Linked DNA regions of Homo sapiens: region 2 is linked to region 1. Evidence: chromatin loops called from intact Hi-C (ENCODE). Cell type or tissue: heart left ventricle. All regions are shown on one strand. Each heading gives the region's core, and the rest is flanking DNA. Links, peaks and the distances in the headings are about the cores only.

Region 1 (9,843 bases), core at 1,637-6,636:
TGTCTTGACACAATAACCACTTTTATTTGCTCATGGTTCTGTGGGTCAGCAATTTGGTCTAGATTCAGCTGGAAAGTTCTGCTGATCTTGCTGGGGATCACTCATGTGATTGCAGTAGTCAGGTGGCTTTCCTAGGGCTGGATGATCCAAGGCAGCCTCATTCACATTCTGGCTGTTGGTGATGCCTGTCACCTAGATCTTTTTTTCCATTTAGTCTCTCAGTCTCAAGGAGCTAGCTCAGGCTTCTATTCATGGAGGTCCCAGGGTTCCAAGATGGCAACAGTAGGAGATGCAGGGCTTCTTGAAGTCATATCACATTACTTGCTGCAGTCCACTGATGAAAGCAAGTCATAGGACTGGCCAAGATTCAAGTGGTGAACAAACAGTCTTGACAACTTGATGGGAGGAGTAGGAAAGTCACATTGCAAAGGGGCATTCATATAGGAATGAGAGGGATTGTTGTGATCTTTGCAAACAATTTACCACAGTCGGCTGGCTGCCTTGTTACAATCATTTACATCCATTACAAATACAAAAATGTATTCACCGCCTCCCCAAAAAGCCTCATCCATCCCATTCTGGTTTCAGATGTGGAGTCCAGGATTTCGTCATCTAATCAAGTCCAGATGTGAATGAGGCACCTCAGGTTTCGAACTGCCAACGTGACTCCTCTTAGTCTAAAAACTTGTGAACTAAAATGAAAATTTACCTGTCCTCACCACACTTCAATATACAGTGGTGAGGGGAATAGGATAGCTTCAGGAGACAGTCCCTTTTTAAAAGGAAAGGTAGTTGGGCATAGTGGCTCTCACTTGTATTACTTGCACTTTGGGAGGCTGAGGCAGAAGAATTACTTGGGGCCATGAATTTGCCTGGGCAACATAGTGAGAACTCATCTCTACAGAAAGTTTTTAAAATAATAAAACTATCCGGGCATAGTGGCACACACGTAGTCCTAGATATTCAAGAGGCTGAAGCAAGAGTATTGCTTGAGCCCATAATTTAAGGTTGCAGTGAGCTATGATTGCACCACTGCACTCCAGCCTGGGCAACAGACTAAGATGCAGTCTGAAAAAAATAAAATAGCAACAACAAAAAGAAGAAGAGGAACAGGAAGCAAATGGGAAGCATCCTGAAATCTAGCCTGGGACATATTGTCAGGACTCTCTTTTCTGGAGACAGTGAGTGTAATTTGGGTTTAATTCTGCTTTCTGGGAGTGGTTACCTAGTTCTAGGTTTTCCACAATTCTTGGCTCTGCACTCTGAGATATCTGTTTTTTGTTTTTGTTTTTGTTTTTTCCTCAAGGAATGATCCGTGTTTGCAACTTAGTAACTTTCTCAGCCAGCTTCCTGACCATAAAAACTTTTGATGGTCCTGAGGCCTTTTTTCATTTTGTAAAGTCTCCTCTTTTAGTTCAAGCAGGTGGTGCTTTGTCAATACAACTCTTTTAAAATTTGGTAGATTGTCTTTGAATCTGATATGGTTAGGCATTATGTCTCCATCCAAATCTCATCTTGAATTATAATCCTTATTTTCCCCATGTGTCAAGGGAGAGACCAGTTGGCAGTAATTGGATCACGGGGGCAGTTCCTCCCATACTGTTCTTGTGACAATGAGTGAGTTCTCATGAGATCTGATGGTTTTATAAGGGGCTCTTCCCCTTTCGCTTGGCACATCTCCTTCCTGCTGCCTTGTGAAGAAGGTGCCTTGCTTCCCCTTTACCTTCTGCCATGATTGTCAGTTTCCTGAGGCCTCCCCAACTATGCTGAATTGTGAGTCAATTAAACCTCTTTCTTTTATAAATTACCCAGTCTTAGTCAGTTCTTTATAGTAGTATGTGAACAGACTATGGCTGGGCACGGTGGCTCACACCTGTAATCCCAGCACTTTGGGAGGCCAAGGCAGGCGGATCACGAGGTCAGGAGTTCGAGACTAGCCTGACCAAGATGATGAAACCCCATCTCTACTAAAAATACAAAAATTAGTTGGGCGTGGTGGCACATGCCTGTAATCCCAGCTACTCAGGAGGCTGAGGCAAGGGAATCACTTGAACCCAGGAGACGGAGTTTGCAGTGAACCGAGATCGCGCCACTGCACTCCAACCTGGGCGACAGAGTAAGACTTCATCTTAAACAAAAAAGAAAAGAAAAGAAAATGGACTAATACAGAGTCTTGGTGGGGTTCATTCATAACCCCAAAGACATATTTATTTTAGGCAGCTGTGAAACAATACCTCCACTGTGGACTGAGCTGTGTTCCACCAAAATTCACATGTTGAATCCCTAATCCCCAATGTGACTATATTTGGAGATAGGGCCTGTAAGGAGGTAATTAAGTTTAAATGCGGTCATAAGGGCTGGGCGTTGATCTATAGGATTAGTATCCTTATAAAAAGAGACACCAGAGAGCTCACACACACCTCCCCACATGAGGACATAGTGAAAGGGTGGCCATCTGCAAGCCAGGAAGAGGGCGCTCAACAGAAATCAAATTGGCCAGAACCTTGATCTTAGATTTTTCTAGCCTCCAGCACTGTGAGAAATAAATTTTTGTTGTTTAAGCCACCCAGCCTGTGGTATTTTATTATGGTAGCCTAAGCTGACTAATATAGTCACTAAGCTTCTTAGAAGCCCTTTTGTCTGGCTGAGAAGTTCAAGGCATCACCACCTTAAATATTTTTGAGGCCTTAACAAAAGATCTTATAGTCACGCCCTTGGTGTAATTTACCCTCAGCCTGTTTCTTACTTTCACAATCTTCTAGCAGCTGGCAAGGCTAAGGATGAGAAACAGTTTTATTTTCCAACCCAGTAAGTCTTAGCCCTCTCTATTTTCTTTAAATTCTGCTTGCAAACTGAAACATTTTTGTCTGTTTTTGTAGTATCTCTCTCATGGTACCTTACGATATGCATCTAGAAGCACTCAAATGATCACTATTCCGTCTAGAAATCTCCTTTGCCAGAAATTCATTAGGCACATTTTCTATTTTCTGAGTTATCATGGGCGTTATTTTTTGCCAGTTGTTCCACCATTGGATAATATGGGCTGCCCACTTTCCATCTTTCTGCAAGCGGTTTCCCCACAGCTTTTGCAGCCTCTATCTGCTACCTGGTCCCAAAGCCAAAGACATATGTTTTAGATTTTTGTTACAACAGCATCTCAGTTCTAGGTACCAATTCTTCCCCAAAACTCAACGGCTTACATAAAACTATACACCTAAAAAGCATGACTTCACTCTATAAAAACCATGTCTCAGCATGACTTTGAGGAAAAAGAGTTGCTTAAAACAACAACCATTTTATTTTCTCACCATTCTGTGCGTCAGCGAATTGGGCTAGGATCAAATGGGCAGTTCTTCTGTTCTATCCCCACGATCAGAAGCAAATAAAATGGTTGTTGTTTAAAGACATTAAGTGTTGGGTGTTTTTTAATGCAGCAATAAATAACTGACATGCTGGGCGGTCACAGTTGTTCATGCCTATAGTCCCAGCACTTTGGGAGGCCGAGGCAGGTGGATCACCTGAGGTCAGGAGTTCGAGACCAGCCTGGCCAACATGGTGAAACCCTGTCTCTACTAAAAACACAAAAAATTTAGCCAAGTGTGGTGGTGTGCCTCTGTAATCCCAGCTACTCAGAAGGCTGAGACACAAGAATTGCTTGAACCCTACAGGCGGAGGTTGCAGTAAACCCAGATCATGCCACTGCACTCCAGCCTGGGTGACAGACAGAGACTCTGACTCAAAAAAAAAATTAAAAGAAAAAAAAAAACTGATATGCCATAGTGGGTTGAATCAGGAACTCCAGCAAGTTCTTTCAGGCAGTGAAATATAGGCTGACCCAAAAGGGAGGCCAGCCATCCTTAGAGTGATTAGCAGGAACTCTGCCCCATAGAGGTGTATGCCATATCTAAATGATGTCTAAACTATCTAATCAGAGTCTCCATTTGGGGAAGTATTCAGTGCAAAGAGTAGAGAGCTGTGGGTCTAACATGCTCAGATTGCTACCCGGAGGGTATCCAAGCTGCTTTCCCAGAATGACTCAAGGTCCTTGGTGTGTCTCAGGTTTGGTTGTTGGTTGTTATCTTTCCAGGCTTGCATCCTTTAAGCTGTAGATAGTACCACTGGTACCCAGTACTCAGTCCATTCCCATGTGGATTACATCTTCATTATCCCTTAGACCAGACTGCAGGATTCCTCTAGGTCTGGGTCTCTCTCAGCCACTTCTACACTCATCTCAAGGTCCCAGAAAATAATAGGCTCACCTCCCTTACCACTCTGAGATTACAGAAAACTCTCTGAGGAAACCCTAGACGCTTCTGCTCTAGATGTACCAGGCAGCTCCTCTGATCCAATGCTGAGTATAGAGGATTTCTCTGAGGTTTGCCATCTCCTAGATTCCAACAAGGAAATAAGCCACAGGTCTCCTGATTCTCAGAACCTGAAAAACCCACACACAGGCCAGGGCTCAGCAAGGGGAGGGGCAGCAGAAGAGTGCAGGAGCCCCTTCCCAGGAACTCAGCGGCATCTAACCATCTTGCTTTGCCTTAGAATCGCCTCTTGTATCCCAGCCAGGGGAATTTTTATCATACGAGGGCAGGGGAAAAAATTGGCTCAAATTAATCAAATCTTCTTCTTCCAAATATTTTTTGTCTGAAGCCTGAAGCTCAGCTTTTTAAACTTGAAAGCCAAGAATTTGTCTCTTTTGTTCTCTGGTTCTGCTGTGACAACCCTCCCTTGAGGCAAGGAATGACTCATGGTCTAGCTGCCGGGATGGGGGAGGGTCAAGGGTAACAGGAAATCACGGGGAAAACACATTGGTTAATACATCAAAATATTATCCTGTTACACTAGGATTTCTATTCTCTTTTTTATTCTCTGTAAAATTGAAATGAACTCGTCTTCCTCCTTTCTTACAAAGCCTTCCACATTAGATAGGGTTCTTTGGGATGTGAGTAATAGAAATCAACTCATTTTTGCCCACCACTTCCCTCAGAGAAAATATAATGCAGGTGCTAGAAGGAGCGGGAAGGACTGGAGTCTAAGACAGAAATGTGATCATGCTTCATGAAAGCACCAAAGCTGTGGATTTCTATCAGAACCATGCTTCCTCTGGTTTCTGTTCTTTGCGTGGTGGCTTTGTTCATTCTCTTCATGGCTTTTCTCTTCCCCTCTGTAGACAGGGCCTAAATTTATGCTCCTCGTCCTGCCATGCTGAGACTGAAATCTCTTGTTCTGATATTTGGATTCTAATGGATCTTCTGATTGGGCCAACAGGGTCAATAATCAATTAACTGTAGCTGAGAGACCCCTTGTAGGGAAGGATAGGATCCCATTTTATAAAATGGCTATGAAGTACCCACCACTGATGGAGGAAAGAAAAAGTGGAGGCTGGGCAGACAATCCCTTCAATATTCAGCTTTCCATTGCCTGGGTAGAAGTGATTTCATATTTATTGAACTATCCTGGCAGCTTATCTATACATACCACATTTTATACTGCTTTTTATACTGCTTATTTTGTAGCCATTTATGGATATATCTCTACCTTGTAGCAGACCACCAGTAAATAGTGTGCAAGGACTTAGTTCCCTTTCTCCACAAAGGCAAACACAGTGCCCTGCACACAATAGGCATTCAAAAGTGTGCATTGAATGATCAAATGAATCAATGAATGGGAAGGAAGAGTTAACAAACCCAAAAAACTGATGGGCACTATGAAAGGGGAAACACAAGGCATTTTCATGACAGGTGTAATTTTGAAAAAAAAAAAAATCCAAATAAGTTCGATTATGCAGCGTACAAGGCTTTTCTCTTGGCAAGGAAACAGTTAAGAGGTTTTGCACTGTGTTCATGGACTTCTGACATGATATAAAACACTACAATTTTGGCTTTCCCATTTTAGCTGACATAGTTTAAGTTGATGAATATTTTGATTTGTGCCAGTCTCAGGCAGTTTTAAATGCTATCCCTGCAGGAGTCAAGAAGTCCAGTCATAATCATAACAATATGCTTGTCAGTCAAAAGCACCGGAAGACTGTTTAGGTGCAAAGAGAGCGTTTTCCCCTGAAAGGAAACAGGGCAATTGAAATCACCTACTTTTCAAGGTATTGAAGTCAAAACTGTTACCAGCTTCATGGTGTGAAAATCCAGGTCTGTGCACCCCCTTGGTCAGACTCCAGTATGTCCTTAGGCTATCCAGTCAAAAAAAGTTACAGTCTGAAGTTCAGAAGAAATTAGACTAAAGGAAAAGTCCAGCGATCAAGGTTGATTCCCCATCATTATTTGCAGGTCACTATTTCAGCAAGGAATGTATAATGAATTCTCTTCCATCTTTGCAGTCAAAGCACCTTGGGATAAATTTGCAGAGCCAACTAAATCAGAGCATTCATGCAATTACATAGGATCTGGGCAGAAGAAAGTGATTTTATTTTTCCTGAACAGACCAAGCAAATAATACTTGAAGAATTGACCTAAAGGTTATACCACAGGAACTGTTTGCACTATAGCAGGCGAAATTTAAAAATCCACATAGAATTGGGTTCATTAGAAAAAGGAGAAAAGCCAGAAACCAAATCAGTGTGGGAGAGAGATGAAAGAAAGAAAGAAAGAAAGAAAGAAAGAAAGAAAGAAAGAAAGAAAGAAAGAAAGAGAAGGGAATAAGGAAGGAAGGAAGGAAGGAAAGAAGAGAGAGAGAGAAAGAAAAGAAAGAAGGAGAAGAAAGAGAGAAAGAAAGAAAGAAAAAGAAAAAGAAAAGAGAGAGAAAGAAAGAAAATATAAGAAAGGAAGAAAGAGAGAGAGAAAAAGAAAGAAAAGGTAGAGAAAGAAAAAGAAAGGAAGGAAGAAAGAAGGAAAGGAAGGAAGGAACAAGTCAGAGCAAAGGATTTCAAAACTGGAGTCTGACCAAAATTATTCAGATCTTCGAGTATGTTGATGTCAGGACCTTCTTTTTTCAATGTTAGTGTGACTTTAATAATTCCAGCTGCTCAACAAATTTACTCAGCAACTTTACCCCACCAGAATAAAATTAAAACACAGATCCGGTGTGTCCCTTCAAATTTTATTGCATTGATAGCAGTTTTTTTTTGTTGTTGTTTTTTGTTTTTGCATGGAAATGCACTAGTTAAATTGAAAGTTACTATAATAGAAAGTACACCTTTCACCCCCAAAGAATTCCATATACCCCATGCTGATATCAAAAGAATCTCCTCATGGGAAAGTACAATGTGGAAAGCAGAGAGTAACAAAAATCTGGTGTTCAGAGTCCACTGGGAGCCTCAGAAAAATATGAAACAATGACTTCATGTAGTAGATAAATTTCTCACATTCTTCAACCCGTTTTATTGGCTTAATACTCATGTATCCAGTTGTATGAACAGTAAGCCTGCCCAAAAAAGAATCTGATCGATATTAAAAAATATATCCAGCATGAAAATTTAATAATATGCTGGTCCTTTGTCCATCAATTTACAAATGTTTTTATTAGTTATTTTTGAAGTCACCTAAAAATATGTCCAAGATTATCCTCTTTCACAAATAAGTAAATGATAACTTTGAAAGAGGAACATCTTTTAGTAGTAATAAAGCAGTAGGACATTTACTGTCGTAATGTCTAAGTCCCATCTTCCACATTCTCTACTGCCCCAGGATGCCGTACAAACCCTAGTGTTTAAGACACACCACAATTTGTCCCAGACCCTTCTCTCTGTCTCCCTATTCTCCCCTGTGAGACCATGTCTTTTCATTTAAGCTATTTCTACTCATTGTTCCTAAATGAGCCATGGACATACCTGTCTGTGCACCTTTGTATGCCCTGTTTTATCTCTTCTCTTGCCAAAGCTCCATCTATCCTTCAGACTCAGGGCCTCCAAGAAATTCTCCTGGGCTGCCTCAGCCCTTTGCCAGGCATCACTCATCTGGATTCTTCTCAACTGGCAATTACCCTACTCTGTCTTGCCCTATAGGTATCTCTTAGGATTTCATTAATCTCTAACGACCATGTGGTGTAATAGAAAGCATGTAGGCTTTAAAGTCAGGCAGATTTAGCTTGAAATCCAGGCTCTCTCCCTAACAAACTGGTAATTTAACCTATCTGTAGTTTTGTTTTCTCATGTTTAAACTGAGAATAATAATAACTAGTTTAGAGAGTTCTTGGGAGTATCAAATAAAGTTACATAAAAAAATGCCTAGGGTTTATACTACAAAGTAAGTCGGTCAGGTTTTGTCTGTTGTGTTCACTGCTGTATCTTTGGCACCTAGAAGAGTTCCTAGCACATAGTAGATACTCAATGTATGCTTACTGAAAGGATTAGTGACTATTTGATACTCAATAAACATTGGTTCTCTTCTGTTTTTACCCCATCCACTAGCTTGTAATTCTTTGCAGGACAGGCCTTACGCATACATCTCTTGGCATTTCACTGTGAGAAGATTTGATGAATGGGTTTCTCATGAGTCCTTGGTCTTCCTACTTACTAGATAATTCTCAATGGCATAGAAAGATCCATTTATCATACATATGAGCTGACCCATTTGTCTATGAACCTCAATTGCTACTCCCCACTGATATAAGTAGTAGCAGAGTAAAAATAATAATAATCTTAGGAAAAACAAGGAGTGAAATAAGGCATTTTAAAAATATGAAATATTTATTAACTTTTCCACTGGGCTAGCATGCTGAATATACTATAAAACCCAAAAAGAAAAGTCAAAAGATCAATAATAAAGGTATTGAAGAAGAAGAAAAAAAGACGGTAAGGAGGGAGGGAGGAATAGAAGAAGGAAAGAAGGAAGAGGGAGGCAGAGAGGGAAGGACAGAAAAAGGGAAAGAGAGAAAAAATAAGAAAAAAAGAGAAGGAAACAAAGTCATAAACATATTGCTGTTGCCTCAGGTTGCATGTCATGTTTGTTCCCAGGCCTCTCGTGACCATTCTGGCTCAGGCTGTGAACAGCCTCAGAGGAGTCTGAAATCCCAAAAGGATAGTGATATTTAAAGTCAGTAATCCTCTAACAGAATCTCTCTCAGAGACTATGCCAAGCCTCCATACCATCAGCATTTTCTCTCTGTATATATACAAATAAGAAACTAGATCTGAGAGCCTAAAAGATCCCTTTTTGATTTGAATCCAAGAACTTCTCCAGATTTTTAAAAATCGAGTTCTCCAAAGAAGAGGCTGTGATGTCGTGCACCAGAGAGACAGTCGAGAGCAGCTAGGACAGGCTTTCCGTTGGCATAATGGAAACCATGTGTCCTGTACCATTATGGATTTCTAATGCTCCGTTGAGGTGGGTACCTGTTGCTTTGAAGAAAAAAAAGCCATTTCCACCCCCATTTCTCCTGATTTATGCTCCAGCCACAGAAGGCCCAGACAAGTTGGAAAAGATTTGGTAACTGGAGAAGTGACAGGGGGTGAGAAAGTATATTTTGTCAAAGACTGCACACTTGACTCTCACTTTAAATCCTTGCCTTGGGCAATGTGTGAGTTACAGAGTTTAAATCGTGTTTTTAGTTTAAGTCAGATTGAGGGTGAAAGACTACACAGCTCTATGAATTAGGACTGGATTGTTTTGGTAAAAACATTTTCTAGGTTGGTCAAACATAAATCAGTCCTAATGAGGCACCTGTGATTATAGGCAGGTCTAATGCTCCTCACTGCTCTCCGCCCATTCTCATTCCTCTCCTATTTGCCTTTATTTTTTCCTAAACAGAAAATCAGAAAGCAATGAGAATTAAAAAAAAAAAAAAAAAAAGCATGTTGTACTCAGCCCAAAAGAGATTAGAAGAGTCCAGAATGACATAAGGGCAGAGCACAGGACATAGGTGACTGAATGAGTCTTAACAAAGAAGCCA
Region 2 (9,843 bases), core at 1,654-6,653, 92 kb after region 1:
TCCTGCCTCAGCCTCCGGAACAGCTGGGACTACAGGCGCGCCACCACGCCCAGCTAATTTTTGTATTTTTAGTAGAGACCGGTTTTCACCATGTTAGCCAGGATGGTCTCCATCTTCTGACCTCACGATCCACCTGCCTCGGCCTCCCAAAGTGCTGGGATTACAGGTGTGATACACCAAGCCCGGCTTTTTTTTTTTTTTTTTTTTTGAGGAGTCTCACTCTGTCGCCCAGGCTGGAGTGCAATGACGCCATTTCAGCTCACTTCAACCTCCACCTCCCGGGTTCAAGCGAGTCTCCTGCCTCAGCCTCCCAAGTAACTGGGATTACAGGTGCCTGACACCACACCTGGCTATTTTGTGTGTGTGTGTATTTTTAGTAGAGACAGGTTTTCACCATGTTGGCCAGGCTGGTCTCGAACTCCTGACCTCAGGTGATCCGCCCGCCTCGGCTTCCCAAAGTGCTGGGATTACAGGCGTGAGCTACCGTGCCCGGCCATTAAATTCTGTTTTTAAAGAATCTGTACATTTCTTCTGAATTTTCAAATTTATTTGAATGAAAACATAATTACTCTCTTAAGATGTATTTAATACATAGAGATCTGTGTTGATTCCCCTTTTTTTACCCCAATATTGATAATTCATTTTTTTTCTCTTTTGTTCTTTCTTAGACTGGCAAAGAACTTACTGATTTTCTTGGTCTATTCGAAGTATCTGCTTTTAGCTTTGTGGACTTTCTCCATTGTACCTCCTTTTTTTTCTATCTTATTAGTTTCAGTTCATCTTTATTGTTTCTTTTATTCTACTTTATTAGTGTTTAATCTTCAGTTTTTTATGTTTTTGAGATAGATACTTGAATCACAAGTTTTCAGTCCTTTTTTCTCTAATATAGCTTAAGACTATAACACTATAAAATCTCCATCAGAAATATCCTTAGATGCATTCTATATGTTGGATATGTAGGATTTTCACTGTGTAGTCCAAAATGTTTCTAGCTTCCATTTAAATTTCTTCTTTGATAAATAGTTTATGGAATAAAATAGCTTAATTTCCAAGCATACTGGAATCTTCTGGTTATCTCATCTGATTATGTCTTTATTTTACACTTGAGTTCTAGCTTGAGCATTTAATTGACTAGTTTCAATGCCTTGAATAATTTTGAGACTCATTTAATGGCTCTGCATATATTTTTCTGCCTTAGTCCATTTTCTGTTGCTACAACTGAATACCTGAGATTGGGTAATTTATAACGAAAATAAATTTATTTTTCATAGTTCTGGTGACTGGGAAGTCCAAGTTCTTGGAGCCACATCTGGCGAGAGCCCTATTACTGGTAGAGACTTTCTTTAGAGCCCCCAAGGTGGCATCACATGGCAAGGGAGCTTATTAGAGACAGCCAAACTGGCTTTAATAACAGACCCCCTCTCATGATAACTAACCCATTCCTGCAAACCTATTAATGCATTGATGAGGACAGAGCCCTCATAACCTTTCTAAAGGCCCCATCACATTTTAAAGTTCTCATCTCTTAATACTGTTACACTGGGGACTGAGTTTCCACATGAGTTTTGAAAGAGACAAACATTCAAACCACAGTGCATATAGTCATTAACATTTTGGTCAATGTTATCTATGCATTTGGAAAAAATATACATAGTTCGTCATAGTTGACTTCAGTGTTCCATATGTGTCAACTAGGCCAAGTATTTTTCAGACCTCCCCTCTTTTTAATAATTTTTTTTTGTGTTATGGAGAAAGATATATTAAATATTCTCTATAATTATGGTTTTGTATATTTCTCCTCTTGGTTCATCTAATTTTTAATATTTATTTTTGGAAGCCACACTAATAGATGCATACAAAGTTTAATTGTAATGTTTTCCTATAACATTCACTTTATTTGTTGTTATTAAATGTCCTTTTTCATGTCTAAAATTGTTTCTTCCTTTTAAGCTTATCTTTTCTGGTACTCATATTCTTTGTTTTGCTGATCTTTTCACAAAATGTTCTCATTCTTTTGCTTTTAACTTCTCTTTTTCTTTATATTTAAGGAGTAGCTCTTGTAGCAATCTGTAGCAGCATGATGTTTCTTGTTTTTTAATTAGTGTATTTAGACCATAAGACATTATTGTTATCATTATTTTTACAGTCAATATTCATTCAGACTTACTGACATATTTGCCATTTATTTTGCACTTTATTTCTTCCTGAATTTCTATGTTTCTAGGTAAAATCATTTAGAAACTGTGTTTAGTGTGAGTTTGCTGGTAGCAAATTGATCTCAAGTTTTACTTTGTCTGAAACTATCTTCATTTTGTTTTAACAAAGATACTTTCACTAGGCATAGAACTTCAGGAGGGCAGTTATTTGTTTCCAGTACTTAAAAAATGTCATCCCATTGTCTCTGGCTTTCATTGTTTCTGTTGAGCAGTCAGCCTAAAGTTTTGCTTTTGCTACTTTGGGGCCAAAATATCTTTATTTCTCTGGCCATTTAAAAATTTTTCCTTTTTGTTGTTTGTGTTTTGTTTGTATCTCACCAGTCTTATTATGATGTATGTAGGTATCATTTTCTTTTATTTGTATTTATTCATCTTGTTGTTTAAAGAGCTTCTTGAATCAGTGACTTGATGTCTTCCATCAACTTTGGACAAATTTTAATCAAACCCAATTTATTTAAATTTCCCCCATCCTCTCTTTATTCTTCTTCTGAAATTCAACTACGTGGATGCTAGATATTATCCATATGTCTATATCTTATCATATATATCTCTTCTGTTTTTTCTATACTTCTCATTATTTTTGCTCTCTGCTTCAGTCTTTTCTCCTGACCTATTTATTTTCCAGCTCACTAATTCCCTCTTGAGCTGTGTCACATATCCTGATAAACTCATCTCTTGAATTAAGTTCAGTTTTTGCATTTTTTAGTTCTAGAACATTTCATTTGATTCTTATAGTTGCATGTTTTCTTGTGAAATTCTCATCTTATCATTTATTACTTTGATTATGTTAATTAGTCCATGTGTGTTGTGTATTGCTTGTCTTGGTCTAATTTTTTAATACACTAGATTTTTTGGTGCCTTTTTTTTGTTATTTTTATCAAATGTTGGACATTTTGTGTAAACATTAAAATGATTCTAGGCCAGATTTGGTGGCTCATGCCTGTAATCCCAGCACTTTGGGAGGCTGAGGTGGGTGGATCACTTTAGGTCAGGAGTTCAAGACCAGCCTTGCCAACAGAGTGAAACCCTGTCTCTACTAACAATATGAAAATTAGCTGGGTGTGGTGGCAGGCACCTGTAATCCCAGCTACTTGGGAGGCTGAGACAGTAGAATCGCTTGAACTTGGGAGGCAGAGGTTGCAGTGAGCTGAGATCGCACCACTGCCCTCCAGCCTGGGCGACAGAGCAAGACTTTGTCTCAAAAAAAAAAAAAAAAAAAAAAAAAAAAAAAAAGACTCTAGTGCTATATTTCTCCAGAGAGGATTCAACCTATCTTGAAAGGCAACAGAGAGGCAGATTAGCTCAATCCAACCTGGGACTAAACTCAGTCTTTCTAAGGCTCGGTCTACATGCAATTTTTTTGCATTCATAGGGTGTAGCTTTCCAGGACTTCTAACAGAGAGCCTGGAGTGTTTCTTACGGATTCTTCTCTTTGACATGAACTTCAGTTTTTGTCTCCTTAGTATTGTCAAGTTGCAAAAATCTCTGATTTGCCATTATTCACATTATGTTCTGCTTCTTAGCCTTTTGCTTACGCAGCTTAATTGGCTAATACCTTGTGGGGAAGACTGATGTGAATGTTGGTCTCATTTGTCTCAGCCTCCCTTCTCTATAAAATCTCATCAATACCAAACTCCAATTTCTCTTCCTCCAAGGCCATACAGTTGCATAAATCTCTACTGTTCTCCTTTTTTAAACAAATACTATCTCTTTTTTCAGTCTCTTGTTTTATTCCAAAGTGCTGCCGATAACCCAAGGATAAAAATGGAATGAAACAAGTCTGACTTACCTCAGAGCATCCTTGTCTGGAATATACAGTTGCTCAAGTCTTGATCGCCTTGGCAGGTGTCTGATATTTGAAGTGAGGAAGATATAAATATTTTTAGGTTCTTAAGTTGCTTTTGCAGGGAGCACTACTCTTCTGCTATAAGCTACTACATCATTGCCAAAAGAATTTCTGAACTAAATTTTAGTGAGTATTTATTACTTGCCAGGCACTATGTTAGGTCTTACTTGTTATCTTACTTTTTTTTTTTTTTGAGATGGAGTCTCGCTCTGTCACCCAGGCTGGAGTGCAGTGGCACAATCTCGGCTCATGGCAAGCTCTGCCTCCCGGGTTCACGCCATTCTCCTGCCTCAACCTCCCGAGTAGCTGGGACTACAGGCGCCCGCCACCACGCCCGGCTAATTTTTTGTATTTTTAGTAGAGACGGGGTTTCGCCATGTTAGCCAGGATGGTCTTGATCTCCTGACCTCGTGATCCGCCCCTGTCAGCCTCCTAAAGTGCTGGGATTACAGGCTTGAGCCACCGCTCCCGGCCTTACTTTTCTTTCAGATGTACTTTGAGCTTCTGAGACTCAAAGTGTGAGACTCAGAGGAACTAAGTTACTTGCTCAAAATTTCTTTAAAGAGTTAGAAACAAAGAATAAACTTTCAAAGCCTCTAAAGCCTCTAGTCTTTACACCACATTAGGGACAAAGTAGGATGTAACACAGTGTCTGGTAATGGTTAAAGATTAATGGTGAACTACTACTTTATGTCATTTGGTCCAAAATAGAATATAAATGTTGATATCTTTGATCCTGTGTAATAATTTTTAATGGAGACTGAGACACACAATAGTAATGAGTATTAGAGAGGTCACTAAATCTCTTTTCATATTTTGAAGGAAATAATTCTGACTTTTCATTTAAAGGAGCAGATGATGCTCAAAAGAACAAATCAGGAAAGAGGAAAGAATAAAAGGGTAAGTAGCAAAAGGAAGTGTTTTTTTTCTCCAGTATGTATTTCGGAGATAGGTAGTTTTGGTGCTTTAAATGCAGAGCTGGGTACCAGGTTCATGAAAGACAAAGGTATGTATTGTATAAAGAGGTGAATGGTGACTTAACAAAATGTGGAATTAATAGGTTTGTGATCTGCAAAGTGCTGATATAACACAGTATTTTAGACTTTTTAATAAAAGTTAGTTTTCTTATTTCCACCATATAAATCCTTACTTCTTTTCTGTAGTGATAAAGGCAAGAAAAGAATGTCAGGAAAGAATGACAACTGTAATTGTAATGACAAATGTAACTGGTCCTATATACACTCATACCTTTTACACTGAGTTCCTCACATACACATTATCTCAAAGCATCACTTTGAGGCAGGAAAGAAAAAAAAGTCTCTGAAATTTTGTGAAATTACTGTGGAGAAAAACTTGAAATAAGGCAGATCCGGGTGTCTTTAACAAGATAAAAACAAGAAAAATTAGGGTAAAATATATACCTAACCTAACAGGTATAAAGGGACAAAAGAAGTTGTAACCAGTTTGGATGTTTACCTGTGAGCTAGCATTATAGAAAAAGTGGAGATCTGGGAGAAAAGAGAGAGACAAGCTCAGAAATTTAGAGATTTGTAGAAGGGGAGGAAAGCAAGCAGAGAAGTGGGCTGTACTTGGTTCCAGATTTATGGGAGCAGCAAGCCAAGGAAGGTTATCTAAAGTGGCACACCTACCAGGTATGCTATAAATAAGCCCCAAAGTCAGCTGAAGGACCTTATGCATTTCAAATCAGCCTAACTTACCCAGGTCCAGAGAATTTTGTATTTGTACTGTTGGATTCCATCTCACGTCTGCCTGGCCTGGAAACAGAGCTTCAGGGCCCAAAAGTTGAAGAGCTTGCAGAGGCACCAACCTAGTCTGGGATCTCAGTTTAGATGTCTTATTCAGGGCCAATAGTCTGGTGAGTATGCAGGTTCTCAAATTCTCAGAGTGAGACACAAAAAAACCTACCAGGCATGAATTTTTCCTGCAAAGGAATGAGGGGTTGGCATTGGTTTATCTTACAGCTCTGTGTGCTGCTGCTTGCCTAGAGCCATTCCCATTTTTAAGCATCTAAGTTACATGCATATGCCCAACCTTAAAGGATTTTTCTAAAATAGGAAGATAGCAAGAATTAAGCTTCCTATTATCCTGTGAAGCCCAGAAGAATCTGAGCATAAGGTAAAGAGTGGAGGAAGGGAACTAACATTTGTTGAGTATTGATTATGATAAGGCATTTTTCCTTTATTCTCTTTCTTAATCCTCTCAATAGCCATTTGTGGTACATCTGAATCAGCCTGGTGAATAAGATTTGGGTTCCTCAAGACAGAGAAGGTATGGCACCTGCATACTCATATTTCCTCTGAAAGCATCTGGCAAGACACCTGGACTACTAACTGTTGTTATGTTTATATAATATGAACACACTGTAAATATAATACATACATATTCACATATAGTGTTGCCTATTCACCTCCTTCAGTATTACTTTATTTTCAGTTCCAATTCCATAAGGATTTATTGGCTATTTTGCATCAGGATTGATGCTAGCTAGATAATATAGGCAGACCTGGAGGTGGTATCAAAGAGGAAGGAATTTGGGATAATTCCTAGGTTTACTACTGGGGCAAGAGTTTAAATTTATGTTTCTTCAATAAATGTGCAGATCCAGCAAGGAGATAGCTATCTTTTTTTTCTTCAGAGCTTACTATATGCTAAGCACTGTGATAAATTGATTGCCTGCATTCTTACTTAATTTTCACAAATATATATGGTAGGTGCCATAATTAGCATTATTTGAGAGATGGGTAAGCTGAGGCTTGGAGTGGTAACTTGCTCAGTTTGCACAAGATGACAGTAAGTAGATGGACAAGCTTAAGGTTTACATTTTGGACTCATTGACAAACAGGTGGTAGTTAACTGCTGTGGTTTGGATATGGTTTGTTTGTTACCACCAAAGCTCATGTTGAAATTTGATCCCTAGTGAGGGCGAGTTGGGGGTGGGGCCTAGTGGGGGGTGTTTGGGTTATGGCAGTGGATCCCTCATGAATGGCTCAGTGCTGTTCTAGCATTAGTAAAAACATTCTTGTTCTCACAAGAGTGAATCAGTTCTCAGGAGAATGGATTCTCATGAGAGCGGGTTGTTATAAGCTGGGATGCCCCTAAGGTTTCCCTCCCTTCACACATGTCCACTTCCCCTTTTACCCTCTCTGCCATATTGTGATGCAGCAGAATAGGTCTCACCAGAAGCCAGGACTTGAACTTGAACTTATCCTTGAACTTCTCAGCCTGCAGAACCGTGAGCTAAACAAACGTCTTTTCTTTATAAATGACCCAGTCTCAGGTATTCTTTTTTTTTTTGAGACAGAGTCTCGCTCTGTTGCCCAGGCTGGAGTGCAGTGGCGAGATCTCGGCTCACTGCAAGCTCCACCTCTTGCGTTCATGCCATTCTCCTGCCTCAGCCTCCCAAGTAGCTGGGACTACAGACGTCTGCTACCACGCCTGGCTAATTTTTTGTATTTTTAGTAGAGACAGGGTTTCACTGTGTTAGCCAGGATGGTCTCGATCTCCTGACCTTGTGATCTGCCCACCTCAGCCTCCCAATCAGATATTCTTTTATAGCAACATAAAACAGACCAAGACATAACCCATAAAAAGTATGATATCTTCTAAGAACAACCTATTTATTTTGAAAGACAGTAAAATGAAGACCAGAATTCTAGAGAATATAAATATTTAAGGAGTGAGCAGAGAAAAAGGAATACACTATGAAAACCAAAATAAGTGGTCAGAGAAATAGAGGACCAGGAGAAAAATATTCAAAAAAAAAAAAAAAAAAAAGGATGCTCAACACTATCAATTATAGCAGAAGCATTTAGCAAAATAAGGCATGAGGAATACTTACGGCATTTGTAAATGTGCATGTCACTGATGTCTTTAGCTAAAGCTGCCTCAGTGATATATGCAAAGTCAGTGTCCAGCCAGTGATTTGAGGAGCAGATGGGCTTAATGAAACTATTCTAGGTCCCACCTGAATATATTGGGCTTCCCAGACTATAACAGAGCAGATCAATTACCAGCTCATTACTTGGAAATGTATTTTTAGTCTGACTTCCTTTGATTATTATAAAATTTCAAAATAATTCAATGGGGCTATTGGATAAAGAATAGAGCATAGGAGAAATGCTCCTGAAATAACACTTATTATTACAAGAATCAGAATTGGAAGGATAAAGGAGAGTTCCTTTCAAGCCTGACATAAAGACTCCTAAAAACATTAAAATATGGGAACCCTGCAGAATCCATTTTGCATTTGTCTTTTCCCCTGTATCATTGCTAATGAATATGTCCTAGATTGTCAACCATGAGAAGGAAAACATTTTAATTCCCACAGCATGTTATTTGCCTGAGAGTGGTGTTGTCTTCTTTATGTGTCATGGAACCTGTGACCTGTCACCTAATTATCATGTTAGTTTATTAACATGTCAGGGAGTGCAACCCCTGGTTTCCACCTCAGAGAGGAAATTGCTTAGGGTGGGAGACATTCTGCTAGCCAGATAAGGCAGAGTTCTGCCAACTTTCAGTGCCAGGGAAACCCTAGGCAGTAATCAGTACCAAACCTGACTATTAATAAGACCACCCAAAGGCACATGGCTGGGAACCAAACCTCTCTCCTACCTTGGTCTGATCTATTGGCAAGTTTCCTTGCTAGATCCAGCTTTGCTCCCACTTACATAGGGATGAATTCAAAAACAGGAGTTATTGTAAAGGAGGCAGGGCAGAAGGAATGGTTGGAAAGTGGGTCTCAGATGCTGGAAGGGTCATAAGGGAGAAGTTTCTGGTTAGTTACATCATGCAGGGCTTCAAACTTCAAAAAATAATAATTGATGGATGGAAGTCAAAGCTAAAGCCAAAGAAAGGCCTACACATGTTCAGAGATTTTGAGTTAGAAATTCTCTTTTTCCAGCTCTCTCTCCCACCCCCAAAAGTCACATGGGGAAAGCAAAGTAGTGATTAAGGAACTACAGGGGCAACAGCAGGCTATTCTCCCGGGCCTTCTAAATGCCAGGCCAAGCCTGCCGCCTGCTTGGGAGATGAGTATGTGCTGTCCACCAAAGCTTCCTCAAGTCTCCTCTCCTGACATCTTTCTGCCAGATGGTCGTTCAAATTCTCAGGGTGCTTTGCCCTTCTGGTTCCTACAACGTGAGCCAAGCCCAGAGAACTTTGGTCCTTCAATTTCCCCCTTGCTCCACCCCTCTTGTGAGCAGGACCTGGAGCCTGGAGGTCAAGGAGAGGCTAGGAGCAGCGACCTATGGCGCTCTGGGAAGGAGCTCCCGGCTTGCCTATGGGTGCCCTGGGGAGAGCATCACTTCTGGCTCGGAGGGTTTCGGGAGCGCCTTCTCCAGCTCAAGCACTCCTTTTGTCGTTTATGAGGTGAACGCATTATCAGCTCTGTCTTGAATTTCCCTGAAGGGTTATCCCGATTTTTAAAATTGCAATCCAGACTCTCAACAAATTACAAATGTGTGTAAACATAATCAGAGTGTGGATCCAATCCACTTGTAATTGCTAATAGAAAAAAAGGAAAAGAAAAAACCCACAAAGACTTAAACAAGCAAGAAAAGCCGGGGGGCGGTGGGGGGGATCAGTTCTGCAGGGTGTTTGCCTTTGTGATTTGCTTCCTAGGAGACTGTCCCAACGCGTCCCGCAGCCCACCCTGCCTCGAAACTCCCTGCGGTGATGTCGGGGCTAGAGGAATCCAGGGCTTGGTCCCTGCAGCTGAGGCCTACGGGATATCCCAGGAAAGAGCAGCCTCTCCGTAGTGGT

What was found. A loop is a pair of places that touch in the nucleus more often than their neighbours do. Peaks named below come from ENCODE experiments on the same cell type or tissue, not always from the same donor. Only the 100,000 strongest peaks of a DNase experiment are listed, where the experiment ranks them.
Region 2: a loop joins it to region 1, with 2.1 times the contacts of the local background. A loop is called at or near these places in 6 of 110 quality-filtered maps.

What each region holds. Positions count from the first base shown.
Region 1 is chr1:170,558,437-170,568,279 of GRCh38, forward strand. It overlaps LOC124904453 (a long non-coding RNA gene), which reads left to right and starts at 9,082. Exons shown (of 2, transcript XR_007066728.1): 1 at 9,082-9,278; 2 at 9,702-9,843. In heart left ventricle, for the core only: no CTCF peak of the experiment used is centred there; a DNase peak (open chromatin) is centred at 4,755; H3K4me3 peaks cover 299 bases; H3K27ac peaks cover 1,146 bases.
Region 2 is chr1:170,650,497-170,660,339 of GRCh38, forward strand. It overlaps LOC105371610 (a long non-coding RNA gene), which reads left to right. Exons shown (of 4, transcript XR_922277.2): 2 at 4,912-4,962; 3 at 6,290-6,351; 4 at 9,703-9,787. Among named protein-coding and RNA genes, the nearest start is that of PRRX1, 8.7 kb to the right of the region's middle. In heart left ventricle, for the core only: no CTCF peak of the experiment used is centred there; no DNase peak of the experiment used is centred there.